2 separate regions of the Homo sapiens genome follow, and region 1 is linked to region 2. The links are chromatin loops, found by intact Hi-C in ENCODE. Cell type or tissue: Panc1. All regions are shown on one strand. Links, peaks and the distances in the headings refer to the core of each region. The heading gives the core; the rest is flanking DNA.

Region 1 (15,798 bases), core at 3,598-11,597, 290 kb after region 2:
AGTGCTGAAAGAAATCAGAGACAAAACAAACAAACGGAAAAACATCCCATGCTCATGGACAGGAAGAATCAATATTGTTAAAATGGTCATACTGCTCAAAGCAATTTACAGATTCGATGCTGTTCCTATCAAACTCCTCACATTTTCCACAGAATTAGAAAAAAACTATTTTAAGATTCATTTGGAACCAAAAAAGAGCCTGTATAGCCAAAGCAATCCTAAGCAAAAAGAACAAAGCCAGAGACATCACACTACCTGACTTCAAACTATACTACAAGGCTTCCGTAACAAAAACAGGATGGTGCTAGTACAGAAACAGACATATAAAGCAATGGAACAAGTTAGAGGACCCACAGATAAAGTCACGCATCTGCAACCATATGATCTTCAGCAAAGCTGATGCTAACAAGCAGTGGGAAAAGAACTCACTAGTCAAAAAATGGTGCTAGGATAACTGGCTAGCCATATACAGAATGTTGAAACTGGAACCCTATGTTTCACCATGTACAAAAATGAACTCAACATGGATTAAAGACTGAAGTGTAAAACCTAAAAGTATAAAAACCCTAGAAGAAAACCTAGGAAATACTCTTCTGGGCATCAGACCTGACAAAGACTTCATGATGAGAATTCCAAAAGCAATTGCAACAAAAGCAAAGACTGACAATAGGGACCTAATTAAACTAAAGAGCTTCTACACAGCAAAAGAAACTATCAACAGAGTTAACAGGCAACCTAGAGAATGGAAGAAAATCTTTGCAAACTATGCATCTGACAAAAGTCTAATATTCAGCATCTATAAAGAACTTAGATCAACAAGCAAAAATCAAATGACCCCATTAAAAAAATGGCAAAGGACATGAACAGATACTTCTCAAAAGAAGACATACACACCAATAAGCATATGAATAAATGCTCAATATCACTAATGATTAGAGAAATGCAAATCAAAACCACAATGAGATAACCATCTCACACTAGTCAGAATGGCTACTAATAAAAAGTCAAAAAATAACAGATGCTGGTGAGGTTGTGGAGAAAAGCAAATGCTTATACACTGTTGGTGGGAATGTAAATTAGTTCAGCCACTGTGGAAAGCAGTCTGGAGATTTCTTAAGGAACTTAAAATAGAGCTACCATTTGACCCAGCAATCCCATTACTGGGTATATACTCAGAGGAATATAAATCATTCTGCCAAGATCATAAAGACACATGCATAAAGACACATGCATGCATATGTTCATTGCAGTACTATTCACAATAGCAAAGACATGGAATCAACCTAAATGCCCATCAATGGTAGACTGGATAAAGAAAAAGTGGTCCATATATACCATGGAACATTATGCAGCCATAAAAAAGGACAAGATCGTGTCCTTTGTAGCAACATGGGTGGGGTTGGAAGTCATTATCCTAAGCGAGTTAACATAGGTACAGAAAACCAAATACCACATGTTCTCACTGATAAGTGGGAGCCAAACATTCACTTTAAGATTCTGAACTATATTCAATTAAGTCATAAATAATCTTTGAATGCTTTGATAATTTCTTTTTTTTTTTTTTTTTTGAGATGGAGTCTCGCTCTGTCGCCCAGGCTGGAGTGCAGTGGCACAATCTCGGCTCACTGCAAGCTCCGCCTCGCGGGTTCACACCATTCTCCTGCCTCAGCCTCCCGAGTAGCTGGGACTACAGGCACCCGCCACCACACCTGGCCAATTTTTTTGTATTTTTAGTAGAGATGGGATTTCACCGTGTTAGCCAGGATGGTCTCGGTCTCCTGACCTCGTGATCCGCCTGCCTCGGCCTCCCAAAGTGCTAGGATTACAGGTGTGAGCCATCGTGCCCGGCCTGCTTTGATAATTTCTAAGTAATATAGAATCCCCAGACCAATCTCAGTTGTTATTTCGTACACATGCTTTTGGATTTTATTTTTATAAGTTATAGAGTGGTTCTTTGAGTCTTACTAATGAGCGTGTTAATTTTTTCCACTTCAATGTGTGAAAGGGATGTGTGTGGACATATGAGGTTGCATTATGTGAACTTATGAGCTTTTCTGGGCTACTAAATGCTTCTTATATGTAACAAATAGTTCTCAATTGCCACTTCTTAGTAGTTTCCATGAAGTAAAAGTAGCTTCTTTGATTACAGTTCTAAATAATACAAGTGGTAGAGATTATTGCAGGTGCAGTGTGACAGAGAAGTATGAAGAGAACACTATTATTTAAAGCAAAGTGTTTGGTGTAGAATGTTAAAGAAGATAGTAAAGGATGAAACTTGGATGGTGAGGAAAATTAAAGTCATGCAAACAGTGAACTTTATTTGCCTTGGTTTATCATAACTACAGATAATGAGCCTGAAAAGAAGCAATAAAATTTATTACAACTGTTAGTAAGTTTTGCCCAATTTTTATGAGTTTTACGAGTAGAAATTTAAGATAAAGTAAAAATGTAAAGTTTTTAACTGCCTAAAGTTTAGGTTAATACAAAATTATAATTTATTTTTTCCCTTATGTTAAAATGATAAATTGGTTTCAGAGCCTTCAGTCTGTTGTTAACCACAGGCAGGTTATTTTTTTACCTTCAATTTAATCTACTCAGATAATGAAACTTTATTTTTTTGAGACAGGGTCTTGCTCTGTCACCCAGGCTGGAGTGCAGTGGTGCCAACATGGATCATTGCAGCCTTCCATTCCTGTACTCAAGCAATCCTCCCACCTAAGCTCCCTGAGTAGCTGGGACTACAGGTGTGAGCCACCACGCCTGAGTAATTTTTTTTTTTTTTTAGAGACATTATCTCACTATGTTGCTCAGGCTGGTTTCAAACTACTGAGCTCAAGCGTCAAGTGCTCTGCCCACCTCAGTTTCCCAAAGTGCTAGGGTTATAGGTGTGAGCCACTGTGCCCAGCCTGCAATTTTATATCTCACAAGAAAAGTTTTCTGATTTTGTCATGGCCTTGATTACAGTACTTAAAAACAAAAACAAAAAACAAAGTACTCATGCTGAAAAAGCTGAAGTTCCTTACAATTGTGTTATCTTTTAGGATTTTTTTCACCCTATATTTTTCTTTTCTCTAGTGTCAACTCCTGTGCCAACCTTGATTTATAGGTAGTCAAGTTAAAATAATTCATTGTTCTCAGATTTCTATGATTTTTTCTTAATCAAGTGACAAATTCTGCTATGATAACTTTTTGATTATGCTTTTCCAAGATCGAACCCTAAATTATATTTTCAAAAATTCAAGATGTCTTTTAGACCTAACTGTTTTTGAGTTTTCCCAAGAGGCCCCTAAAAATCATGAAGATTTATTCTTTTTTTTTTTTTTTTTGTGAGATAGAGCCTCACTCCATTGCCAGGCTAGAGTGCAATGGCGTGATCTTGCCACTAGATTTATTCTTTACTCAAAAAGGAATGGTAAAAATAATTGAAATTGCCTGATATATTTCATATTTCTGAAGTAGCAGAACATTATTGTAAGAACTGCATGGGAAAAGCTGTCAAATTTAAAGTTCAACCATTTCTAGTTCAATTTTTAGGTAAATAGTACCAATATAAACATGTTTCAGAGATTATGCACTTAGCATAATTTTTCAATGTCTTCACTATCCATAGTATGTTCTTTCCTTTGAGGAAAATATTGACCAAATCCTTTTTAAACAGTTATATATTGTATACCAGTAGAGAGTTTTTCTCTTCTCCATTTTCATTTAGCATCAGGCATTCAGTATTATCATCGGCAGGTTATTTCTGCTTTTCTCTCATGCTCACCTGAAGCCTTTGCTATAAGCTGTAGGTTAGAAAGGGTCTTGGCTGGGCGCAGTGGCTCACAGCACTTTGGGAGGCCAAGATGAGAGGATCGCTTGAGGCCAGGAGTTCAAGACCAGCCTGGTCAACAGAGCGAGATCCCATCTCTCAGAAAGAAAAAAAAAGAAAGAAAGAAGAAAAAAAGAAAGAAACAAAGGAAGGAAGGAAGGAAAAGAAAGAAGGAAGGAAGGAAAAGAAAGAAAGAAGGAAGGAAAGAAAGGAAGGAAGGAAAAGAAAGAAAGAAGGAAAGAAAGAGAGAGAGAGAGAGAGAATGAAAGAAAGAGAGAAAGAAAGAAAGAAAAGAAAGGAAAAGAAAAAAAGAAAGAAAGATTGCCTCAATCTAAGGAGGAAACACTTAGGGCATTGCAGAAGACTATAGAATTGATATCCTCAGCTATTGATACGTCAAGAAATTAAGACAGAGGCAGTGAAAAGTGGATGGATCTGAGAGATATTTAGGACTCTGAGGTTGATTGGATTTGTGGCACCTATCTGATATGATTTGGATGTTGTCCCCTCCAAATCTCATGTTGAAATGGAATCCTCAGTGTTGAAATTAGGGCCTGCTGGGAGGTGTTTGGATCATGGGGGAGGATCCCTTGTGAATAGCTTAGCACCGTCCCTTTGGTGATGAGCGAATTCTTGCTCTGAGTTCACCCAAGATCTGGTTGTTTAAAAGTCTGTGGCACCTCCTCCTGTCTCTCTTGCTCCCACTCTCACTATGGGACATGCTAGCTTTCTGTTGCCTTCCACCATGATTGTAAGCTTTCTGAGGCCTCACCAGAAGCAGATGGCAACACTACGCTTCTTGTAAAGCCTGCAGAACCATTAGCCAATTAAACATGTTTTCTTTATAAATTATCCATTTGTATTTATAGCATGCAAAAATGACCGAACACACTATCATAGGTATAATTATCAAATTCAAAAGCATTCAGTTCGTGAATATTAAAAGCTTCAGTTTTGTTCTCACTCAGATAGAAAAAACCATTTCATGTCTGTCAGGATGTGAATCAGAAAAATGACTGTGGCTGGGCATGGTGGCTCGTGCTTGTAATTCCAACACATTGGGAGGCTGAAGTGGGAAGATTGCTTAAAGCCAAGAGTTCAAAACCAGCCTGGGAAAAATATAAAGACCCTGTCTCTACAGAAAAGTTAAAAAAAAAAATGCTTCTGGTAAAGTCCAAGAAGAAAACGATAGATCTGCTCAAATGTCTGAATAAAGTATTGATAATATGAGGGCTTTACACAAAATCATAATTAATCCTTTCAATACCCTACATATAGATATTATTGCTTGCATTTTACAGATAAGGAAACTGAGGCTTGGGGGGAGAACCTTACTCAGGGTCATACAGCTAATAAAAGTAGAATTGGCTGAGTGTAGTGGTGCACGCCTGAAATTCCAGCACTTTGGGAGGCTGAGGTGGGAGGGAGGCTTCTGCCCAGGTTGCAGTGAGCTATGATGACAGTGCCACTGGATTCCTGCCTGGGTGACAGAGTGGGACCCTGTCACTAAAAAAAAAAATAACGATAATTAAAAAAAAAAAAAAGAAAAGTAGACTAGGCATACTAACCCAATTTGTCCAGTTACAAACACTTGATTAGAGGACCAAATTTTGATGCTAAGGAATTAAAAAAAAAAAAAAGGATTTTACCCTGGAAAGATGTTAACATTCCCAACATTCCTGACCTTAGATCCTGAGCCCCCTGGTTTAAAGGCCGCCTCTCTGAACCACTTCCAGTTGCACTTTCTCCAAGTGTAAGGAAGCTGTTCACCTGCAACCTGCTCACCCTTCTACATCATGGTTTGGCTACCTCGAATCCCTGCCCAACAGCCCCAGGCTACTTCCCGGAGTCTTTTCTCTGGCTAGTCCTTCTGAGGGTGGCCTGTGAGTCTTGAGTGTACATCTCTATGTCCAATGACAGGCTGTTAGCTCTGCTATGTTCCTGCATGAAACCCCAAGGAGACTGAGAATTCCAAATGTAAATTTGGCCTTCCAGGTCATTATGAATGCATATTCAGACTATGTAAGGAAATAGAGTTTATTTTATTAAATACTTTCTTAGCTTAATTTATAACTACCGTGTAACATTTGATTCACATGTATAAGGGAGGAGCCCACCCCTCATATTGTCTTATGCCCTAGGCTGCGTCTTGCTCCTGTACACGGATGACCTTCTGCTGGAACATGCCATGGCAGTTGGGTGTGCGAAGGGGACGGATGCCCTGCTTCAGCACCTGGAGAACTGTGTGTATAAGGTGTCCAAGAAGAAAGCTCAGATCTGCAGACAGCAGGTACACTACCTGGGATTCGCTATTCGGAAAGGGGAGCGCAGCCTGGGGTCAGAAAGAAAGCGGGTCATCTGCAGCCTACAGGAACCTAAAACCAGAAGGCAAGTAAGGGAATTCCTGGGAGCTGTGGGGTTTTGCAGATTATGGATTCCAAACTTTGCTGTACTGGTCAAGTCTTTGTATGGAGTTACAAAGGGGGGCGACCGGGAGTCTTTTGAATGGGGACCTCTACAACAGCAAGCCTTTCGTGAGTTAAAGGAAAACCTTATGTCGGCCCCAGTCCTAGGACTACCAGATTTGACAAAGCCCTTTACACTGTATGTGTCAGAAAGAGATAAAATGGCAGTTGGAGTTTTAACCCAGACTGTGGGGCCCTGGCCAAGGCCAGTAGCCTATCTCTCAAAACAACTAGATGGGGTTTCTAAAGGCTGGGCCCCATGTCTAAGGGCCCTGGCAGCAACAGCCCTGTTAGCACAAGAAGGAGATAAACTAACCCTTGGGCAAAACCTGAATATAAAGGCCCCCCGTGCTGTGGTAACTTTGATGAATACCAAAGGACAGCATCAGCTAACAAACGCTAGATTAACCAAGTACCAAAGCTGGCTGTGTGAAAATTCCCACATAACCACTGAAGTCTGTAACACCCTAAATCCCACCACCCTGCTCCCAGTATGAGAGCCCAGTCGAGCATAACTGTGTAGAAGTGTTGGACTCAGTTTGTTCTAGCAGACCTGACTTTCAGGACCAGCCATGGGCATCAGTAGACTGGGAGTTATACGTGGATGGGAGCAGCTTCATCAACCCACAAGGAGAAAGACATGCAGGATATGTGGTGGTAACTTTGGATGCTATCATTGAAGCCAAACTGTTGCCACAGGGACGTCAGCCCAGAAGGCTGAGCTCACTGCTTTAACTTGGGCTCTAGAACTCAGTGAAGGTAAGACTGTAAACATCGACACTGACTCTCGATATGCCTTTCTAACCCTCCAAGTGCGTGGAGCATTATATAAGGAAAAGGGCCGGTTAAACTCTGGGGGAAAGGACATAAAATATCAACAAGAAATTCTACAATTATTAGAGGCAGTGTGGAAACCTCAGAGAGTGGCAGTCATGCACTGCAGGGGACACCAGCGAACCTCCACTTCAGTGGCCTTAGGAAACTCCCGAGCTGACTCAGAAGCTCAAAAAGCAGCATCTACCCCTTACTGGGCATCGGTAGCAGCCTCCTTACTCCCTCAAACACCTGACCTGGTACCTACCTATTCTAAGGAAGAAAAAGAATGTTTCAACACAGAAGGGGGCAAGTAATAAAAGAAGGATGGATCAGACTGCCAGATGGGAGGGAAGCTGTGCCGCAGTTGCTGGGAGCCACAATCATACTGGCCATGCATGAAACCACTCATCTAGGTCAAGAGTCACTTGAAAAGTTGTTAGGCCGGTACTTCTACACTTGCCAGCCCTTGCCAAAGCAGTAGCACAACGGTGCGTTACTTGCAGACAGCAGAACGCAAGGCAAGGCCCCACTGTTCTGCCCGGCCTATAAGCTTACGGAGTAGCTCCTTTTGAGGATCTTCAGGTGGAATTCACAGAAATGCCAAAATGTAGAGGTAACAAGTATTTGCTGGTTCTTGTGTGTACTTACTCTGGGTGGGCGGAGTCTTCCCCAACACGAACCGAAAAGGCCTACGAAGTAACCCTTGTGCTTCTCCGAGACCTTATTCCTAGGTTTGGACTGCCCTTATGAATCAGCTCAGATAACGGGCCGGCGTTTGTGGCTGACTTGGTACGGAAGACAGCAAAGGCATTAGGAATCACTTGGAAGCTGCGTGCCGCCTACTGACCTCAGAGTTTCGGAAAGGTGGAGCGAATTAATCGGACTATCAAAAATGGTTTAGGGAAAGCACGTCAGGAAACAGGATTAAAATGGATACAGGCCCTTCCTATGGTATTGTTTAAAATTAGATGCACCCCTTCTAAGAAAACAGGATACTCCCCTTATGAAATACTGTATCATAGGCCTCCTACTATACTACGGGGACTTCCAGGCACTCCCCGAGAGTTAGGTGACATTGAGTTACAGCGACAGCTACAGGCTTTGGGAAAAATTACACAGACAATCTCGACTTGGGTAAATGAGAGGTGTCCTGTCAGCTTGTTCTCCCCAGTTCATCCTTTCTTTCCAGTTGATCGTGTGTGGATCAAGGACTGGAACGTAGCCCCTTTGCGGCCATGGTGGAAAGGACCTCAGACCGTCATCCTGACCACCCCCACGGCTGTAAAGGTAGAAGGAATCCCAGCCTGGATCCACCACAGCCATGTGAAACTGGCAGCCGCTGAAACCTGGGAGGCAAAACCGAGCCCGGACAACCCCTGCGAAGTGACTCTGAGGAGGCCGACAAACCCTGCTCCAGTCACACCCGGAAGCTGACTGGTCTACGCACGGCCGAAGCATGAGGAGAATCATCGTGGGACTCATTTTCCTTATAATTTGGACTTGTATAGTAAAAACTTCCACTGATTTTCCCCGCATGGAGGACTGCTCTCAGTGTATACATCAGGTTACTGAGGTAAGGCAACAAGTTAAAACAATCTTTCTGTTCTATAGTTACTGTGAATGCCTAGGAACTTTAAAAGGAACATGTTTATATACTGACACTCAGTACAAGGTATGTAGCCTAGGAAACGACCGGCCAGCTGTGTGTTATGACCCCTCTGAGCTTATCCAACACGAAACTGAAAAGGCCTACGAAGTAACCCGTGTGCTTCCCTGAGACCTTATTCCTAGGTTTGGACTGCCCTTACGAATTGGCTTAGATAATGGGCCGGCGTTTGTGGCTGACGGTTTTTGAAATAAGATTAAGGGCTGAAGACTAGTGGGGACGCGTAAATGATACAAGTAAAGTAATAGCCAGAACAGAAGAGAAAGGGGTGCCCAAACACATAATCTTGAAATTTGATGCCTGTGCTGTCATTAGTGGCAGTAAATTAGGAAAGGGATGTGGCTCTTTTGGGAAAAAGGCGATATGACTGAAAATAAGTACATTTGTCATGAATTAGGACTGTGTGGAAATGAATGTGAACACTGGTCTTGTGTCATTTAGGCCACTTGGATAAAAAAATGAAAAGGATCCAGTCCACTTCAGAAAGGAAAAAGTGGCCCTTCCTGTACTAAGGGACAATGTAACCCCTTAGAGCTAGCAACAACCAATCCCCTTGATCCTTGCTGGAAAAGAGGGGAGCATGTGACCTTAGGAATCGATGGGGCAGGACTGGATCCTTGAGTAAATATCTTAGTTCGAGGAGAAGTTTACAAACGCTCTGCTCAGCCAGTGTTTCAAACTTTCTAAGATGAACTAAATGTGCCAGTACCAGAAATTCCAGGAAAAACAAGAAATTTGTTTTTGCAATTAGCCAAGCATGTAGCCCAGTCTCTCAGTGTCACTTCATGTTATGTATGTGGAGGAACTGTGATGGGAGATCAATGGCCATGGGAAGCCCAAGAATTAGTACCTACAGACCCAGTTCCCAATGAATTCCCAGCTCAAAAGAGTCACCTTGATAATTTCTGGACCCTGAAGCCTCAATTATTGGACAATATTGCATAGCTAGAGAAGGAAAATAATTCACTCACCCCTTAGGACAACTTAGTTGTCTGGGACAGAAACTGTATAATGGTACCACAAAAACAGTCACTTGGTGGAGTTCAAATCACACAGAAAGGAATCCATTTAGTAAATTCCCAAGGTTGCAAACCATGTGGACCCACCTGGAGTCCCACTAGGACTGGACAGCCCCCACTGGATTATACTGGCTATGTGGGCATAGAGCTTACGCTAAATTACCTGGCCAGTGGGCAGGTAGTTGTATTACTGGCACTATTAAACCATCTTTCTTCCTACTGTCCATAAAGACAGGCGAACTCCTGGGCTTCCCTGTCTATGCTTCCCATGAAAAAAGAAGCATAGCTATAGGAAATTGGAAAGATAATGAATGGCCCCCAGAGAGAATCATACAATATTATGGACCTGCTACTTGGGGACGAGATGGTTCATGGGGATACTAGACCCCCATTTACATGCTCAACCAAATCATATGGTTACAAGCTGTCTTAGAAATAATCACTAATATGGGCTGGGCGCGGTGGCTCACACCTGTAATCCCAGCACTTTGGGAGGCCAACGCAGGTGGATCACGAGGTCAGGAGATTGAGACCATCCTGGCTAACATGGTGAAACCCCGTCTCTACTAACAATACAAAAAATTAGCCAGGGGTGGTGGCGGGTGCCTGTGGTTCCAGCTACTTGGGAGGCTGAGGCAGGAGAATGGCGTGAACCTGGGAGGCAGAGCTTGCAGCGAGCCGAGATTGTGCCACTGCACTCCAGCCTGGGCGACAGAGTGAGACTCCATCTCAAAAAAAAAAAAAAAAAGAAAAGAAAGAAAGAATCACTAATAAAACCGACAGAGCCTTGACTATTCTGGCCTGTCAAGAGACTCAGATGAGAAATGCTATCTATCAAAATAGATTGGCTCTTGACTACTTGCTAGCAGCTGAAGGAGGGGTCTGTGGGAAATTTAACCTTACTAATTGCTGTCTACACGTAGATGATCAAGGGCAAGTAGTTGAAGACATAGTCAGAGATATGATAAAACTGTCACATGTGCCCATGCAAGTGTGGCATGGATTTGATCCTGGGGCCATGTTTGGAAAATGGTTCCCAGTGTTAGGAGGATTTAAAACTCTTATAATAGGAGTTATATTAGTAATAGGAACCTGCTTACTGCTCCCTTGTTTGCTACCTGTACTTCTTCAAATGATAAAAAGCTTCATCGCTACCTTAGTTCACCAAAATGCTTCAGAACAACTGTACTATATGAATCACTATCGATCTGTCTTGCAAGAATACATGGGTAGTGAGGATGAAAGTGAGAACTCCCACTAATTGACTGAGGTTCTCAAAGTGGGGGAATAAGGGAGGAGACCACCCCTCATATTGTCTTATGCCCAATTTCTGCCTCCAAAGAAAGAAGTAAAAATTAAAAGGCAGAAATGGAATCCACAGGCAGATAGCCCAGCATCACGCCCTGGGCCTGGTAGTTAAGAATCAACCCCTGACCTAACTGCTCGTGTTATCTATAGATTTCAGACATTGTATGGAAAAACATTGTGAAAATCCCTGTCCTGTTTTATTCCGTTCTGATGACCGGTGCATGCAGCTCCCAGTCACGTACCCACTGCTTGCTTAATTGATCACGACCCTCTCACGCGGACCCCGTTAGAGTTGTAAGCCCTTAAAAGGGACAGGAATTGCTCACTCGGGGAGCTCGGTTTTTGGAAACGTGAGTCTGCTGATGCTTCCAGCTGAATAAAGCCCTTTCCTTCCACAACTCGGTGTCGTCTGAGGGGTTCTTGTCTGTGGTTCGTCCCGCTACACGTACAGGGTAATGGTTTAATATTTCATGAATAATATTAATTGTATTTCAAAATTAATGTGGTTAAATATACTGATATACTTTAATACATTTTTTCAACAGTTTAATGTTTTGGCATAGATAATAAATACAAATAGGAATTTGCATTTATCTAATGACAAAATGTTAACATTTTAAACTCTACTCAGTTATAAACTAAACTCAATTTTAAAATGTTTAAAAAATGTGTGGATGACACAAAAACAAACCTTCATGTTTGTTTATATTCTCCCCTTATTAATCCTCTTTAAGGATTAATTAAGCCTACAAAATTCTACTTTAATAATAGTTGTTCTCCTTAAGAGTCCCTTAAAACTTTTTTTTTTAATTAAATAACTAGGCCAGGTGTGGTGGCTCACACCTGTAATCCCAGCACTTTGGGAGGCTGAGGTGGGTAGATCCCCTGAGGTCAGGCATTCAAGACCAGCCTGGCCAACATGGTGAAACCCCGTCTCTACTAAAAATACAAAAAAATTAGCCAGGCATGGTGGCGCATGCCTGTACTCCCAGTTACTAGGGAAGCTGAGGCAGGAGAATCACTTGAACCCAGGAGGTGGAGGTTTCAGTGAGCCAGGATCACACCACTGCACTCCAGTCTGGGCAATGGAGCGAGACTCCGTTTTGAAAAAAAAAAAATGAAATAAGTGGTATTGTGCCAAAACAAGTCTAATAGGAAAAACAATCAAGCTCATACCCTATAAATATATATCTAAGATATTAGGACCCAAAAGAAAAGGAAAATTATGCAGGGTCACTTCACATTCTACATGACCTCTACCTAGATATTCTCATTTAATTTTAAATCACATTATCATTTCCGAAAGCCCAAATTTAAAATAGTAAAATAACTAATGCATTTAACACCTAGTGCCTAGAGTTTGGTCTGTAAAGCTATTCTCCACTAAATAGAACTAAAAGTTCTTGGAGAATTTCAATTCCTAGAGAAAAAAAAAGAAAAGAAAAACCTTTAAGGTGGACCTAAGTGATCTTGCTACTAGAATGAGGGATTTTTTTAAATGCCTTTTAAAGTTCCAAAGTGGTGTTAAGAAAACATAGAAAGCAACCTTTTCCAATGGCAAAATTTCGAATTTTGCACATCAAAAGTAAATAAAATTATAGGTAATTAATTTTAGGTTACGAATAGTAAATCATACTTAATTTTTGCTCCATAATGTATGCTTACACTCTCTAAGAACCTCAGGATATGAAATAAGGAAATAAGTATGCTTGTGTACTATAGAGATTGTTTTGAAATTTTTACTTTAAACTTGTAATATTTTTTACAAACAAAATAATTTATGGATTTACATACATAAACTATTAATAATAAAAGGAATAAGTATAAATCTATCACTGAAAATTACAGAGAGAGGAAAAAAATAACCTGGTGATATGGTTTGGCTGTGTCACCACCCAAATCTCATCTTGAATTGTAGTTCCCATAATCCCAACGTGGGGACCCAGTGGGTGATAACCGAATCATGGGGGCAGTTACCTCCATGCTGCTCTTGTGGTAGTGGGTGAGTTCTCATGAGATCTGATGATTTTATAAGGGGCTTCCCCCTACTTTGCTCTGCACTTCTCCTTGCTGCGGTCATGTGAAGAAGGACGTGTTTGCTTTCCCTTCCACCAAGATTGTAAGATTCCTGAGGCCTCCCCAGCCTTGCAGAATTGTGAGTCAATTAAACCTCTTTCCTTTATAACCCAGTCTTGGGTATGTCTTTATTAGCAGCGTGAGAACAGACTAATACACCTGTCAGTCTCCTTCATGCTTTCTGATTGCACGCTTTAATGCAATGACCAGAATCAAACAGAAACGACCTTGGGTGTTTTCTCTGGATTTTCCTGGGCAACCAGCCAGTGGGACCTGGACCTTCTGGCTCACAGTTGGAGGGGCTACACCTGAACTCAGCTTTTCATGGGATGGACAGTTTCTTCCAACACAAGTTCCAACAACTTTCTGTTTGACCCAAGGTCTCCAGATACTGGATAATGGGCTTTTTCAAAAAATACCTATCGGGCCGGGCGCAGTGGCTCACGTCTGTAATCCCAGCACTTTGGGAGGCCGAGGGGGGCGCATCACGAGGTCAGGAGATTAAGACCATCCTGGCTAACACAGTGAAACCCCGTCTCTACTAAAAATACAAAAAATTAGCCGGGCATGGTGGCGGGCGCCTGTAGTCCCAGCTACTGGGGAGGCTGAGGCAGAAGAATGGCGTGAACCCGGGAGGTGGAGCTTGCAGTGAGCTGAGATCGTGCCACTGCACTCCAGCCTGGGCGACAGAGTGAGAGTCTGTCTCAGACAAACAAACAAACAAATAAATGCCTGTAAACAGACTGCCTGGTGCTCTAGTAGTTTCCTTACTGACAAAATTCTTTTTGTGTGTGCCCTATAAATAGGAGAGCAACAAGAGGATGGGATTCCTCTCCTATTATGCAAACCCACACCATGGATCCAGCAGACTACTCTGGCCCCAGCATGCTGCTCCTTGGGATGATGGGAGAAGGGGGAAACCTGTGTTTTCTCTTGGTTTTGTAAGTTTCCCCTTTCCCCAGTAAAACTCATCCCTTAATCTAGTGGTTCTCAAACTTTGGTGTGTATCAAAATTATCTGGTAGGCTGGATAAAACACAGATTGCTGTGCCCCACTTCCAGAACTTCTGGTTCAATAGATCTAGAAGGAGACTGGGAATTTGCATTTCTAACAGGTCCCCAGATGATGGTAATATTGCTGGTGGTGGTGGGGAGGACCACATTCTGAGAACCTCTGTATTTAATTTTATTTGTATTTATTTATTTTATTTATTGTTTTAATTTAATTTTTGAGTCCCTGTTACTCAGGCTAGAGTGCAGTGGCATAATCATAGTCCACTGTAACCTGAACTCCTGGCCTCAAGTGACACTCCCAAAGTGCTGAGATTACAGGCGTGAGACACAATGTGCATCCCGGGCCTTCGTTTTAATTCATACAGTGTGACTATGTGGTAATCAGTTCTGTTGGTTACCAAAAAGGCTCCCACTTGTATGAACTTCACATAAGAGTTAACCACTCTCCTTTCTAGTGCCTATCTTTACAGACGACCCCTGACTTATGATGGTTTCTCTTTGATTTCCTAACTTTACAGTGATGCAAAAGCTATATGCATTCAGTAGAAACCATGCTGTGAGTACCCATACAACCATTCTGTTTTTCATTTTTAATACAGTATTCAATAAATTACAGGGTATATTAGACACTTTATTACACCTTATTATGTTAGATGACTTTGCCCAACTGTAGGCTAATGTAAGTGTTCTGAGCATGTTTAAGGTAGGGTAGCCTAAGCTATGGTGTTTGGTAGGTTAGGTGTTTTACATGTATTTTTGACATAGGATATTTTCAACTTATGATGGGTTTATCAGGAGGTAACCACATTGTAAGTAGAGAAGTGTTTGTATAGTTTTACCACATACCTAGGAATCCTTATCTAGTGGATTCAGTTTCCGTTGTTCAAAAGTTTTATAAAGGCCAGGCATGGTAGCTCATGCCTGTAATCCCAGCACTTTGGGAGATGGAAGTGAACGGATCACCTGAGGTCAGAAGTTCGAGACCAGCCTGGCCAACATGGTGAAACCCCACCTCTAATAAAAATACAAAAAATTAGCCAGGCTTGGTGGTGGGTGCCTGTAATCCCAGCTACTCAGGAGGCTGAGACAGGAGAATCGCTTGAACCTGGGAGGCAGAGATTGCAGTGAGCCAAGATGCCCCATTGCACTCCAGCCTGGGTGACAAGAGTGAAACTCCATCAAAAAAAGAAAAAAGAAAAATAAAAAAGTAAAAGTTGTATAAAATAGCATTATTTCTTGAGGATATTATTTGACTTGCTTTTTTCACTCATCCATCCAATGTATAGCTATCATTCACTCATTTTTATTGTTGTATAATATTCTGTTTTGTGTATATACCTGTTGAAAGACATTTGGCTTATTTTCAGGTTTTTTTCTATGAAGTTGCTATGAACACCTATAAATGTTTCCTAGTGTATAGGACCAAGACTTTTTCTAGGGCAGTAATTCTCAGATGGGGGAAATTTTGCTATTCCCACCCACCCCTGAAACCCAGAAGACATTTGGCAATGTCTGGAGACACTTTTATTATTAGAACTCAGGAGTGTTACTAGAATTAAGAGGGTGGATGCTGCTAAACATCTTAAAATGCACAGAGCAGCCTAAATTATACAAAATGATCCAG
Region 2 (15,798 bases), core at 4,746-12,745:
AAGTACTGGGGTTACAGGCATGAGCCACCACACCTGACCCTGCTTCTATTTCTTGATTTATAAATTTTATACATTACTATTTACTTCCTACTGTAATAGATGATTTAGCTCAGTCATTTTCTTACCCGAGTAAGCCCTCAAGTCTCAATTTCTCAGTTGACCTGATTTTTGGGGTTATTTTGTTTGTTTTTTGTTTTGTTTTTTTTTTTTTTTGAGACAGAGTCACACTCTTTTGCCCAGGCTGGAGTGCAGTGGCACAATCTTGGCTCACTGCAGCCTTTGCTACCTGAGTTCAAGCAATTCTCCTGCCTCAGCCTCCTGAGTAGCTGGGACTACAGGCACCCACCACCACGCCCAACAAATTTTTCTATTTTCAGTAAAGATGGGGTTTCACCATGTTGGCCAAACTGGTCTTGAATTCCTGATCTCAAGTGATCCTCTCACCTCAGCCTCCCAAACTGCTGGGATTCCAGGTATGAGCCACCGTACCTGGCCTCTGTTGATCATTTTTATCACTTTAAAGACAATACCTTTATCTCTTCTTCCATCTCCTATAGATAATATTTCTTGGTTTCCTATCAGAACCCCCACTTTTTTCTCCTCCAGCGGGTCTCCTCTCCTTTCCTCCCCTAATCCTGTTTGTCTAAATTTACTTATGTATTTTAAAGATTTATAATGGTTACATTTTGTTCTGAAAACATAACTTAGTCTTCTTTGTGTTGCTTATTGGTTAAGCCCAACAGCTGAGTATCAGTAAGCCACAATCATTATTATGACCAGGCAAATATTGTTCCCTACTGATTCAAACAGTGTATGCACTATATTGAAGTTTGTTGTTGTTGTTGTTGTTGTTGTTTTTTAAATTATTTTACTTTAAGTTCTAGGGTACATGTGCACTATGTGCAGGTTTGTTACATATGTATACATGTGCCATGTTGGTGTGCTGCACCCATCAACTCGTCATTTACATTAGGTATATCTCCTAATGCTATCCCTCCCCCCTCCCCCCATCCCACGACAGGCCCCAGTATGTGATGTTCCCCACCCTGTGTCCAAGTGTTCTCATTGTTCAATTCCCACCTGTGAGTGAGAACATAGGGTGTTTGGTTTTCTGTCCTTGCAATAGTTTGCTGAGAATGATGGTTTCTAGCTTCATCCATGTCCCTACAAAGGACATGAACTCATCATTTTTTATGGCTGCATAGTATTCCATGGTGTATATGTGCCACATTTTCTTAATCCAGTCTATCATTGATGGACATTTGGGTTGGTTTCAAGTCTTTGCTACTGTGAATAGTGCCGCAATAAACATACGTGTGCATGTGTCTCTATAGCAGCATGATTTATAATCCTTTGGGTGTATGCCTAGCAATGGGATGGCTGAGTCAAATGGTATTTCTAGTTCTAGATCCTTGAGGAATCGCCACACTGTCTTCCACAATGGTTGAACTAGTTTACAGTCCCACCAACAGTGTAAAAGTGTTCCTATTTCTCCACATCCTCTCCAGCACCTGTTGTTTCCTAACTTTTTAATGATCGCCATTCTAACTGGTGTGAGATGGTATCTCATTGTGGTTTTGATTTGCATTTCTCTGATGGCCAGTGATGATGAGCATTTTTTCATGTGTTTTTTGGCTGCATAAATGTCTTCTTTTGAGAAGTGTCTGTTCATATCCTTTGCCCACTTTTTGATGGGGTTGTTTGATTTTCTTCTTGTAAATTTGTTTAATTTCTTTGTAGGTTCTGGATATTAGCCCTTTGTCAGATGAGTAGATTGTAACAATTTTCTCCCATTCTGTAGGTTGCCTGTTCACTCTGATGGTAGTTTCTTCTGCTGTGCAGAAGCTCTTTAGTTTAATTAGATCCCATTTGTCAATTTTGGCTTTTGTTGCCATTGCTTTTGGTGTTTTAGTCATGAAGTCTTTGCCCATGCCTATGTCCTGAATGGTATTGCCTAGGTTTTCTTCCAGGGTTTTTATGGTTTTAGGTCTAACATTTAAGCCTTTAATCCATCTTGAATTAATTTTTGTGTAAGGTGTAAGGAAGGGATCCAGTTTCAGCTTTCTACCTATGGCTAGCCAGTTTTCCCAGCACCATTTATTAAACAGGGAATCCTTTCCCCATTTCTTGTTTTCATCAGGTTTGTCAAAGGTCAGAGGGCTGTAGATGTGTGGTGTTATTTCCTAGGGCTCTGTTCTGTTCCATTGGTCTATATCTCTGTTTTGGTACCAGTACCATGCTGTTTTGGTTACTGTAGCCTTGTAGTACAGTTTGAAGTCTGGTAGTGTGATGCCTCCAGCTTTGTTCTTTTGGCTTAGGATTGTCTTGGCAATGTGGGCTCTTTTTTGGTTCCATATGAACTTTAAAGTAGTTTTTTCCAATTCTGTGAAGAAAGTCATTGGTAGCTTGATGGGGATGGCATTAAATCTATAAATTACCTTGGGCAGTATGGCCATTTTCACGATATTGATTCTTCCTATCCATAAGCATGGAATGGTCTTCCATTTGTTTGTGTCCTCTTTTATTTCGTTGAGCAGTGGTTTGTAGTTTTCCTTGAAGAGGTCCTTCACATCCCTTGTAAGTTGGATTCCTAGGTATTTATTCTCTTTGAAGCAATTGTGAATGGGAGTTCACTCATGATTTGGTTCTCTGTTTGTCTGTTATTGGTGTATAGGAATGTTTGTGATTTTTGCACGTTGATTTTGTATCCTGAGACTTTGCTGAAGTTGCTTATCAGCTTAAGGAGCTTTTGCGCTGAGATAATGGGGTTTTCTAAATATACAATCATGTCATCTGCAAACAGGGACAATTTGACTTCCTGTTTTCCTAATTGAATACCCTTTACTTCTTTCTCCTGCCTGGTTGCCCTGGCCAGAACTTCCAACACTATGTTGAATAGGAGTGGTGAGAGAGGGCATCCCTGTCTTGTGCCAGTTTTCAAAGGGAATGCTTCCAGTTTTTGCCCATTCAGTATGATATTGGCTGTGGGTTTGTCATAAATAGCTCTTATTATTTTGACATACGTCCCATCAATACCTAGTTTATTGAGAGTTTTTAGCATGAAGGGCTGTTGAATTTTGTGAAGGTCTTTTCTGCATCTATAGATATAATCATGTGTTTTTTGTCTTTGGTTCTGTTTATATGCTGGATTACGTTTACTGATTTGCGTATGTTGAACCAGCCTTGCATCCCAGGGATGAAGCCTACTTGATCGTGGTGGATAAGCTTTTTGATGTGCTGCTGGATTCGCTTTGCCAGTATTTTATTGAGGATTTTTGCATCAATGTTCATCAGGGATATTGGTTTAAAATTCTCTTTTTTTGTTGTGTCTCTGCCAGGCTTTGGTATCAGGACGATGTTGGCCTTATAAAATAAATTAGGGAGGGTTCCCTCTTTATCTATTGATTGGAGTAGTTTCAGAAGGAATGGTACCAGCTCCTCTTTGTACCTCTGGTAGAATTCGGCTGTGAATCCATCTGGTCCTGGACTTTTTTTGGTTGGTAGGCTATTAATTATTGCCTGAATTTCAGAACCTGTTATTGGTCTATTCAGGGATTCAACTTCTTCCTGGTTTAGTCTTGGGAGGGTGTATGTGTTGAGGAATTTATCCATTTCTTCTAGATTTTCTAGTTTATTTGCTTAGAGGTGTTTATAGTATTCTCTGATGGTAGTTTGTATTTCTGTGGCATTGGTGGTGATATCCCCTTTATGATTTTTTATTGCGTCTATTTGATTCTTCTGTGGTTTTCGGGGTTTTTTGTTTGTTTGTTTGTTTGTTTCTGAGAAGGAGTTTCGCTCTTGTTGCCCAGGCTGCAGTGCAATGGCATGATCTTGGCTCACTGCAACCTCCACCTTCCAGGTTCAAGCAATTCTCCTGCCTCAGCCTCCCAAGTAGCTGGGATTACAGGTATGAGCTACCATGCCTGGCTAATTTTGTATTTTTAGCAGAGACAGGGATTCACCGTGTTGGTCAGGTTGGTCTTGAACTCCTGACCTCAGGTGATCCACCCGCCTCAGCCTCCCAAAGTGCTGGGATTACAGTCATGAGCCATCACGCCTGGCCTTTAATTGAAGTTTTACCTTTTGTTTAGCTTTCTGGTTTTTTTTCTGGAATTTCTCATTTGTTTTCCTTTATGTTTATTCCACCAATTGCCTTTTTTAATTCCCAATTATTTCCAAATTCTTCATAACTTAAGTATTATGTGTCCGTTTTCCCTGGATATCTCTTTCTTGGGATTCCTGTCTTCCTGCTCCAGTTTGGACTAATTGCTGAAGGGATCTCTGGAACACCTTGACTACTCCCCTACATTGGATCCACTATTGCTTAGATCTTATTTTTTTCCTGATTTTGCTCTTCATGTTTCTACAGCATATCTGAAAGCAAATTCCTAAGAAAGGGTTTGCATGAAATCGTTTTGAGTCCTGAAAATATCTTGGCTTTACTCTCATGTTCAAATGATAGTTTTGTTGGATATTGATCTCTTGTTGATAATCATTCTCCCTCAGAATTTTGAGGTCTTTCTCACTAACTTCTACCATTTATGGTTGCTATTGTTATTCTGATTCTTGCCTCTTTGTAGATGTCCTGTTTTATTCTCCTTTGAAATATTTAGGATCTTCCTCATTTTCAGTATTGTGAACTTTCATGCTATACATAGGTATACATCTATTTTCTTGATTTATTGTGCTAAGCACTCAGTGGCTCATTTTAATTACAATGTCATTCATTGCCATTGTAATGTCATTCAGCTTTAGAAATTTTTCTTATATCATTTCCTTCATTATTTCCTTTCTTCCATGTTCATGGTTCTTTGTTTCTGAAACTTAGGAGACTGAAGGCTGAGTCTAAACTTCCATTCTCCTGGCTCAGCCTCCCAGGTTGCTGGGATTACAGGCGTGCACCGCCATACCTGGCTAACTTTTGTATTTTTGGTAGGGACAGGGTTTCACCATATTAGCCAGGCTGGTCTTGAACTCCTGACCTCAAGTGATCTGCCCACCTCAGCCTCCCAAAGTGCCGGGATTACAGGCATGAGTCACTGCACCTGGCCCATATCTTCTGTACCTTTACTTTTTCATGTCTTTGTCTTTTTGTTTGTTTGTTTGTTTTTCTGAGAGATTTCCTTGTCTTTATTTTCTCATATCTCCATTTAGTTTCCATTTCAGCAATCATATTTTAATTTCTAATTCTTTTTTTTCCTATTTTATAACATCCTGTTCTTGTTTTAGGGACATGATACCTTCTGAGCATACTACATACAGATTGGTGTTTTTGTTTTAAGTTCTGTTCTGTTCTCTGAATTACTTTTGTTTTCTAGAGGTCAATTTTTCTTTTTGTTTAACTTTTTCATTTATTTTAACCAACTGTCTGGTAATCCTTGCACTTCTGCTCATGTTTAAGAACGAGGAGTTGCAGCCAGGTATGGTGGCTGGGTGTGATGGCACAGGCCTGTAATCCCAGCTACTTGGGAGGCTGAGGCAGGAGAATCACTTGAACCCAGGAGGCCGAGGTTGCAATGAGCTGAGATCACGCCACTCAACCCCAGCTGGGGTGACAGAGTGAGACTCCATCTGAAAAAAAAAATAAAGAATGAGGAGTTGCCGGTGCACTGGCTCACACCTGTAATCCCAGCACTTTGGGAGGTCGAGGCAGGTAGATCACTTGAGGCCAGGAGTTTGAGACCAATCTGGTCAACATGGCAAAACCTCACCTCTAGAAAAAGAAATACAAAAGTTAGCTGAGCCTGGTGGTGCATGCCTGTAGTCCCAGCTACTTGGGAGGCTGAAGGGGGAGGATCACTTGAGCCTGGGAGGTCGAGGATGCAGTGAGCCAAGATTGCACCACTGCATTCCAGTCTGGGCAACATAGTGAGACCCTATCTCAAAAAAAAAAGAATGAGGAGTTAAGGAGTGTGAGTAGGAGAAAAGCCTGTCAGCCAGCAGGTGATTGAGCAGGAAGCCAGCTGTACGCTGAACACCCCCTAAATGCTAGAATCCAGACAACTCTAGAGCTGCTCAATTTCGTCAGCAGAGAACTTCTAGGTATTTTATTATTCCGAGGGAATAAATCCTGGCTTCCAAGTTTAGTGTATGAGAGAGAGAGAAGAGATGAGGGATCAACCAGTCTGTTCACCTTCCTCCCACACAGCCTGGCATGGTGGAAGGCTCTGGCCTGGACTCAAGCCCTGGTACCTTCCTGGGACACCTTGTGTGAGTGACTGCAGCATCACAGGGCCCAGGTTTCCTCCAACTGCAGGTTCCACGGGGACCTCCACCCCCAATCTGAGCAAGGTCAGCTGGTAAAGGCAGCTGCTGAGAGGTGTTCCCTGTGCAGCCATAAGCCTGAGGAGCTGGGCAAGCTCTATAAATAGCAGCGGTGATTACAGAGTAGTACTCCTTTTAGATGCTTGCACTTTATAGCTTTCCATTCAAAACAGTCCCAGCCCAGTGTTTAGTCTCTCTGGGGGGCAGCTGTAAAGGCCACCTTGTTTCACAGCTAAGGAGAGGTTACAAGACAATTAAAATATTTTTGTCTCTTCTCTCTTTTGATGATTATTCCCATGCAGTGGTGGCCACTAGAGGAGTTGCTGCCTTCCATTACCCACAGGGAAACCCGAGAACACTCAGTGGCAACCTCCAGCCCTGAAGCTGGGCTCGAATTAGAGTTTCAGCCTTAATCCTTGCCTTGCTTTTCAGAGATTTACAAAAAAAAGTCAGAAATAATGGGGTCTTTGAATGGCCATAACCAGGCAACTGTAATTTACTTTAAAGGAGTGCATTTCCCCTTTAGGAAGATATAATCGTAAATGCTTCTTTTGCCAGAATAATTATATGCTCTGAATTCTCTGTATTCTCCATCACGATAAATGCAGTAATTGCACAAATTATGTTCTAACCACATGGAGATATGGAGATAAAGACAACATTCCACATTTATGGAATTGTAATAAATAATAATGATAGTCTTGATCATAAAAATTATAATTATATGGAAAGAGTGGCTATCATAATCTTAAAATTAATCCTGATTTGTATAGCCTCCTCACAGCGTTAAACCTCAATGCAACCTCACAGGGCAGGCTAGGCAGGGCAGGGGATATCATGACCAACCCGTCACACAGGTGAAGACATACAGGCCTGAGATGTCCTGACATTAGTCAGTAGCCTATGCTATATTGGGCTCATCAGACAGTACTCTCAGTGTTGTCCCTCCGCCTGAGCTTGGTGGACAGTGGGCAACAGCCCACACCACAACCCTTGCCCACCTCCCACTCCTCTCTCTGGGCAACCAAGCAATGGAAACTGGTATCTGGGGGCACTTGCTTGCAGTGACTTGCCTGAGCTGGCTGACAAGTGGGAGGAGGGCAAGGAAAAGAGAGATGACCTGGAATATTAAGGATTCTCCAAGTCAGCTGGAACAGATTCTGCAAAAACCCTTCTCTCTTCTCCAAAATAACCTGGAGCAATTATGAAAACTTTTTTCAGGAAGAAAAATATTAAAATGCAAATGAAGTGCAGTTGTGACTGTAAATCACTGAAGAAAAATGCCACTACTGTTTATAGAGTCCAGTGTAGGCGCTCAGCACTATTGTGGTGATGCCAATGGGGCTTACATCAGAGACGTGAAAGGACCACAGAGGTAATCAGGCCCAGATCCTTCGTTTTACAGATGACAGCCTGAGAGGGGGATGGTTAATCCATTTTCCCCAGGATTAAGATGGCATTAGTAAACAGTCTTCACAGAGCTAGGTACAAAGCACATACCTGTATCCGTTAGGAAAGTATTCAGCTGTAAGTAACAGAAAGCTGGCTCTACAGGTTCATGTGTCTTACCCAATAATCCAGAAGTAGGCAGTGCTGGGTCTGGATGTTCCTGGGCCTAAGCAGAAGTCAGCCCTGCTCCTCACCAGTCAAGCTTCTCAGGAGGCAGGGTAGGGTTCTGGGGACACAGTGTCACCAGAAATACAGGCTGTACGGTGAGAAGGGAAAAGTTGTTGAGGACCTATGGAAGAAACCAAGGAGATTCAGCTTAAAGAAGAGAAGCGCAGTAAAAACTTGACCACTATGATGTAAAAGACAATATAGGTCCTGTGTTGCCTAATTGGTCATAGTTAGGACAAGGGAGCGCATTTGTTGCATGACAAACTGACTCAACAACAGGAATAATTTTAATAATAGGCACTTACTGAAAATAGGTCACCTCTAAAACTAGTGAGTTTCCTGGAGGTATTCAAGCTGGGTAAAGAACTGGAAGTGGGGCTGGGCGCGGTGGCTCACGCCTGTAATCCCAGCACTTTGGGAGGCTGAGACAGGCAGATCACGAGGACAAGAGATCGAGACCATCTTGGCTAACACATTGAAACCCCGTCTCTACTAAAAAATTAGCCACGTGTGGTGGCGGGTGCCTGTATTCCCAGCTACTCTGGAGGCTGAGGCAGGAGAATGGTGTGAACCCAGGAGGCAGAGGTTGCAGTGAGCAGAGATCGCACCACTGCACTCTAGCCTGGGTGACAGAGTGAGACTCCATCTTAAAAAAAAAAAAAAGAAGTATAAGGAGGCGGTATAGCTCAGAGGTAGAGTGTTGGACTTCAGATCAAGAATTGGAAGCATATGGCCGGACGCAGTGGCTCACGTCTGTAATCCCAGCACTTTGGGAGGCTGAGGCAGGTGGATCACGAGGTCAGGAGATCGAGACCATCCTGGCTAACACGGTGAAACCCTGTGTCTACTAAAAATACAACAAAATTAGCCGGGGTGGTGGTGGGCACCTGTAGTCCCAGCTACTCAGGAGGCTGAGGCAGGTGAATGGCATGAACCCGGGAGGCAGAGCTTGCACCGAGCCAAGATTGGGCCACTGCACTCCAGCCTGGGCGACAGAGCAAGACTCCGTCTCAAAAAAAAAAAAAAAAAGAATTGGAAGTGTGTGTGTGTGTGTGTGTGTGTACGTGTGCATGCATGTTAGAGAAGGTTACAGCATTGAATAAAGAAATTATTTCCAAATTCCCTTTTGCAACAGTTCATTTAACTAAAACTATCTGTTGAGTTTCTGCTGTGTTCCACATAAGGACCATATTTTCCAAATAAGAAGCTGGTCTGAAATTTATGAAAAAACTAATGGAGAGAACAGGGTGTGGGATAAATGATTTTTACTGATCCACTTCTCAGGAACCACCTGCCTTCTCAGGATGCCATTCCATTGCTCCCTGGGGAACCCCCACTCCACAGAACAGGGCCTGTTTTCATTCAGGCTTGAAGGACTCCAGAGCGGGACAATATGGCAGCATTTTTTCCAGACACATTCCAGCCCGAGTTTAATATCTGTTCCATGTGATATCATGTGTCTTAAAGGTAGAGATAGCTCTGTTATTTATTAGCTATCACTTGAACCTCTCTGATCCTTACTTTTCTTACCTGGAAAATGGTACAAAATATATCTTCCTCGTAGGGTTGTTGTGAGGATGTAGTTATGCTTTGCACAGTGTTCAGCCTTTAGTAAAGATTCAACAGATATTGGATCATTTCGCTCCTCAGTCTCAGTTCACAGATTTTTTCATGTCCCTTTTCCAGGCCTCATTTCCTCTAAAATGTAGAGGTTGTACTGGAACCAGTCCTGTGATTTCTCCCAGCGCTGAACTTTCTGGCACCCAAAACAAAATGGCTGCCATGTTTTTCCCAGCCTTGGTCCGAAGGTCGTTTCTGCCAGGAGGTGGCACCACTGATTCATGTTTCCAGCAGAGAGGTGGGCTGACCATTTGTTAATTTCCCCTTAGCTTTGAAAAGGAGCCTCAAAACTCACCTGCTTAGCAGCTGCCTCTAAACTAACTTTTTAAATCCTGGGGTTGATGTTTCTTGAATGTGACCGAATTTTCCACTTTTTTGCTTGCTCCAAGAATATCAAAATTGTCTTCCTCAGTTCTCAATATTTAGTCCTCAGTATTTAGGGAAGGGGTAAAGAGAAACGGCGGTTGGTGAGGGTCACTTCCCCACTGTGGTCTTTCCCTTTGCTCAGAAGCAAAACTGCAGATATCCAAGAGCATGTGCTGCTGAATTGCACCTACAATCAGCCATTTGCATGCTATTCAGAAGGCACAAATGGCCACTTAGGCTGGCAATTGCCTAATTGCCACACAGAGGGTCACAGATACAATTTTGCAGCCTCAGATCTCTGGCAGCAGCTAGGCTGGAGAGGCCCAGAAAATGTGGTTTTCTAGTCTTCTCGGGTTACTGTGTGCAGGGCAGGAAAAGGACCTAAGGCCAAGAGGGCCAAATTCTTCATTTTACCCAAAGCCAGTCCTGGAGATGAAAAGTGAATTTAAGATGAAAATTCCCTAACTGTGTCCCACCCTTCGACTTTTCTCGAGAGTTTAGGAAACAGAAGATGTAGGGAGGAAGAGAGGAAGAAAGAGAGAGAAGGAAGATAAAGGGAGGGAAAAGGGGAGGGAGAGAGGAAGGAGAAAAAAGGAAGAGGAGAGGGAGAGGAAAGGAGAGAGAGGTAGATTACTTGTTGGAAATAGTTAAGAGTCAAATCAATTATTTTGCCTTTTCTCTTATAAGAAGTAAAATACTTTAAGATTTAAATATAAAACATAAATGTATTATTTGGTCTTTGCTTCTAGCTTGCTCTATCTGCTTTACACATGTAAGCACTAGACGTTTATTAGTTGTCAGCCTGGATAATTAAGGGGCTAAATCAAATCATCCTGTGGACTGATTCTGACCTTTCCAATGTTAGGTTGTGAAAACTTTCTTCTCTAATGCTAGCCTTAGCAGAATAGTTAAAATGCATCCCCTTCTGAAGAGGAAAAATATTACTGTGAGACACCATGCAAATTTTTTTTTTAATTGTCCAAAAAAGCCACGGTGATTCCTTGCTGATGGTGAAGGAGGCAGAGCAGGCAGAACACAGTTTCCTCTCTGGTCCCTTCTATTAGAGCTAACCTGATTATTTTAAATTGCCGGAGAAATCAAGTCACACACCGTCAAGTCCCATTGATGATGGTGTAGATCTTATTAAGTAAAATCATTTTTCTTCATTACAAACTAACCAAGTGCTCTGTATGTGGCTGTGAAATTTACATTTAAAAACCCATGTCTTTTAAGTCTTTCAAGGTTCACGAGGTGGAACAGGACCAGGAGGTTGTCAAAATGCTAGTTCTGCAGCTTCATCGTGCAGTCTCACTGGAGGCTTGTCTTTTCACTGGGTAGGGAGGTCAGGGGTTGCTACATCCCAGAACATTCCCTCCTCCTCTTGCCCCTAACTCATCTGCAGAATGGGAGCAGATGACTGTGGGCAAGAACATTATCATGGTTTCATCTGTTGTTGCTTAGGGAAAGAGGACATCCTTGCGGAAGGTTTGGCTTTCTCCTGGTCTAATGAATAAGTTCTACTCTAAAGTCAGCCAAGCATCTCAGGACACCAACAACAAATGAACTCTATTAGGGAATTCTGTAGTAGCTTTTTAAAAATTTTATCAATACCATGCACAGTCCTTGCAAAAGGCAGTTCCTTTCTCTTTCTTATTTTAACTTCACCCTTCTGGTGTGCAATGCCTTTTGTGGCAGCATGTGAAAGGTAGAGTCTTTTCAGTTTTGAGAAACAAACTCAGTTGAATTTCTGAGAAACTGGAAGGTGCTTTAGGTCCTGTTTCTTTCTTTGATATTTTCCCCACAGAGTGGAATGAGGATCAGAAAACTAATTCAACAGACTCTCGTAAGGGGTATAGTGTTTTATTAATGCATTTGGGCGAGGCAAAGTGGCGCATGCCTATAATCCCAGCACTTTGGGAAGCCGAGGCTGGTGGATCACCTGAGGTCAGGAGTTTGAGACCAGCCTGGCCAACATGACAAAACCCCATCTCTACTAAAAATACAAAAACTAGCCAGGTGTGGTGGTGCACACTTGTAGTCCCGGCTACTCAGGAGGCTGAGGCAGGAGAATTGTTTGAACCTGGGAGGTAGAAGTTGCAGTGAGCTAAGATCACGTCACTGCATTCCAGCCTGGGTGACAGAGCGAGACTCCATCTCAAAAAATAAATAAATAAATAACATAAAATAAAGCGCATTTGAAGGGGTCAGAAATCAAATCAATATTTGATTCAATTTACTGGAAATATACTATGAAGGAGACATTTAACAAAGACATCAATTGCCTCACTTAATCCTCACTACACTGTATGAAATAGGTTTTGTTATCTCATTTCTTTTTTTTTTTTTTTTTGAGATGGAGTCACCCTCTGTCGCCCAGGCTGGAGTGCAGTGGCGGGATCTCAGCTCACTGCAAGCTCCACCTCCCGGGTTCATGCCATTCTCCTGCCTCAGCCTCCCGAGTAGCTAGGACTACAGGCACCCGTCACCACACCCAGCTAATTTTTTGTATTTTTAGTAGAGACAGGGTTTCAATGTGTTAGCCAGGATGGTCTCGATCTCCTGACCTTGTGATCCGCCTGCCTCGGTCTCCCAAAGTGCTGGGATTACAGGGGTGAGCCACTGTGCCCAGCCATGTTATCTCATTTCTTAGATGAGGATACAGGTTCAGAGTACCTTGTCCTGAGTCACACTGCTTCTAGGTAATGGAAAGATAACTGAAATCTAGCTCTGTCTGATCCAAACCCTGGTTTTTTTTGTTTTTGTTTTTAAATTCCATGTGAGTTGAAGTTGAGTGCTGCAGAAATGTAAAATGTTGTTAATCATTTCTACAACATTTGCTGTGTGCGAGACACTGTGTTAAGTTTGGGGGTGGGGGTGCTGAATGGGGTGGGTAGAGAGAGAGTGACTGCCTGCACCTAGAGAAATGAATTGGGAAAACAGGTGCTGGGGATGTGCCAAAGGAAGCAACAATGGCACCCAAGGATGATTCACAATGTGGGGCCTGAGGTGAAAAAGGAGCAGGCAGTGTTGTTCCTAGGGTTGGATCTATGCCAGAAGATTATTGCAGATGAAACTCAGAGCAGCCTGAAGTAGGGGAAGGTAATTCTCCCTCTCTCATGCTGCACAGCTCAAAACTTTGTGAAAAGTTCAGGTAAACATTGGCTGAGAAGACTGCAAAACATTGCGATGTAGACCAGCTGGAGTGAATTTTACACCCGGTGAATGTTTTCTTGGCCACATTCTCTCCAAGCAGTGGAGTTCTCGAGAGCATGTCTTTGGCAGTGGGACCTGGCTTCACATCTCAGTTTCCACCTACTTGCTATGTGACCTTGCATCTCAGTGTCCTTACCTAGCAATAACTGCTGCATAGGATTATTGTAAGGATGGAATAAGATCATTTACAAGATGTGTGGAGCACAATGCTGGCATGATTTAAACATTATACACATATGTCCTCTAGGATTTTACATTCTTAGTTATCCATCCCCCCTGGCATTTTCAAACTATCTCTAACTTCCTCCCTTCAGCCTGAAACCATGTCCTGGTCTCTCTTACTTTATTTTTATTTTTTCATTTTTTTGAGACAGAGTTTCACTCTTGTTGCCCGGGCTTGAGTGCAATGGCACGATCTTAGCTCACTGCAACCTCTGCCTCCTGGGTTCAAGTAGTTCTACCTCAGCCTCTCAAGTAGCTGGGATTATAGGCATGCGCCACCACACCTGGCTAATTTTGTATTTTTAGTAGAGACAGGGTTTCACCACGTAGCCCAGGCTGATCTCTAACTCCTGCTGGTCTTACTTAAAAACAAACAAACAAACAAACAAAAAACTCCCCTCAACCTATTTGTGGAGCCACCCTCCCAGTTCTGCTCATGGAACTTCCAATCCTCTCAAAAGAGGATTCACAGGTTGCCAATTCCAAAGAGTAGGGACCATGTCTGTTTTGTATATTTCAGTATCTCCAGTGCCTAGCCTAGTGCTTGGCATAATCATAGTTGACATTCAATTATTTGTTGAATAAATGACTGTCTCCATTTCCTCATCATACTTTCCCAATTTTTGTCCTTGCAGTCTGGCTTCTGCTCTTACCACTCTTTCAAAGTTGCATTCCCACACAACCTCTAACTTGATCACCAAAGCTGGAGGCTGTTTCTCCATTCTCTTCTCTCAGAATTCTATATAGTCAATGCAATTCTTTAAAACAGGATTCCACTGTGCAGTATTTGGTAAACTCAAATGTACTCCAAGGGATATAGACAAGGTTAGATTCTCCAGTTGCTTAGTTATCTACTTAGTTAGTAGTATCCTTTGAAGTCTTTCGGGGTCACTTCTCTTTGATGGGGGTGAGTGGCATAAGACAGTGAACATCCTGGGAGGTACCTTCCCTGATCTAGACAGCTGGAAACAATCTCTCCCTCCTCTGACATGCTTTACTAAGCTTTGTCTATACTTCTCCAATGAAACTATTTCTTCCCACTTCAAGTAATGGTTATTTATAGCCCTGTCTGTGTCACACCTAACCCACCCTGTGTATGCCCTTTGAGGGCAGGAAGCAGGCTTTTCCTCATCCTCCCCTTCTAGCTCAGCCTCTGGCACATGCAAAAGGCCTTACAAATGGACCAACTGAAAGAACTAATAGTGGAAAGAAGAAAATACCTTGAGTAGTCATGGAGTTCCTGCCCACAGAGAGTTTTAGAACAGCCTCTCTCATTTGTGTTAAAATTGGTAAAGCCCTGCAATGGACTAGCCCTGGCCTGGATAGAGTAGGAAGGATAAAACAGAGACTAACCCTGGGAGCACAGTCCTTACTTATAGTCCAATTGGGACAACCAGGGGTGCATGCAAAAAGGAAGCAGCAATTCAAAAATGCGAGAAAAAATGCAAGAAATATCATGAGCAACATGTAAGGAACAAACACCTATTCAAATTAATATTCATTGGGTAGTATTATATCTATGTGCCAGCAGTGCATTATAGGACTAAAAGGAGCTAAGAGGAAAATCCCTCAGGTTGCAGGGATGAGGGGTGGTTTCAAAAAAGGGGCTAAAAAGTATGCTGAATACTGTTGATTCTTTGGTTTAATTTGCCAGAGAACTAGGTAGGTATGTCGTTGCATTAAGTCCAGTCTACAGACTGCAGGCACTGAGCACAGCCCTCTTTAAAGCCCAGATGTTTCCAATGCAATAGAGTGATTAAAAGTCTTGTTCTAGGTCAGTAAGACTTGGGTTTGAGTCCTGACTCTATCCCTGTGATTTTGGCAGATCACCCTGATGCAAGAGGTGGGTTCCCATGGTCTTGGGCAGCTCCACCCTTATGGCTCTACAGGGTACAGCCTCCTTCCCACCTGCTTTCACAGGCTGGCGCTGAGTGTCTGTGGCTTTTCCAGGTTCACGGTGCAAGCTGTCAGTGGATCTACCATTCTGGAGTCTGGCGGATGGTGGCCTGCTTCTCACAGCCCTACTAGGCAGTGGCCCAGTAGAGACTCTGCATGGTGGCTCTGACCCCACATTTCCCTTCCACATTGCCTTAGTAGAGGTTCTCCACGAGGGCCCCACCCCTGCAGCAAACTTCTGCCTGGGCATCCAGGCATTTCCATACATCTTCTGAAATCTAGGCAGAGGTTCCCAAACCCCAGTTCTTGACTTCTGTGCACTCGCAGACTCAATGGCACATGGACGCTGCCAAGGCTTGGGGCTTGCACACTCTGAAGCTACAGGCTGAGCTCTAAGTTGGCCCCTTTCAGCCATGGCTGGAGCAGCTGGGACACAGGGCACCAAGTCCCTAGACTGCACACAGCACAGGGACCCTGGGCCTAGCCAGTCTCTTTGCCAAAACATAACAAGAGTCGCCTTTGCTTCAGTTCTCAAAAAGTTACTAATCTCCATCTGAGACCACTTCAGCCTGGACCTTATTGTCCATATCGCTATCAGGC

The links. A loop is a pair of places that touch in the nucleus more often than their neighbours do. Peaks named below come from ENCODE experiments on the same cell type or tissue, not always from the same donor. Only the 100,000 strongest peaks of a DNase experiment are listed, where the experiment ranks them.
Region 1: a loop joins it to region 2, with 4 times the contacts of the local background. A loop is called at or near these places in 7 of 110 quality-filtered maps.

What each region holds. Positions count from the first base shown.
Region 1 is chr15:55,506,426-55,522,223 of GRCh38, reverse strand. It overlaps LOC124903496, which reads left to right. Exons shown (of 2, transcript XM_047433411.1): 2 at 5,953-11,483. The coding sequence starts at 6,000. The coding sequence ends at 6,773. DNAAF4 (dynein axonemal assembly factor 4) reads left to right here and starts at 13,990. Exons shown (of 10, transcript NM_130810.4): 1 at 13,990-14,102. In Panc1, for the core only: CTCF peaks have their summits at 7,951 and 8,167; a DNase peak (open chromatin) is centred at 8,169.
Region 2 is chr15:55,793,844-55,809,641 of GRCh38, reverse strand. No RefSeq gene overlaps it. Among named protein-coding and RNA genes, the nearest start is that of PRTG, 59 kb to the right of the region's middle. In Panc1, for the core only: CTCF peaks have their summits at 9,501 and 9,701 (motif pointing right); a DNase peak (open chromatin) is centred at 9,685; H3K27ac peaks cover 553 bases.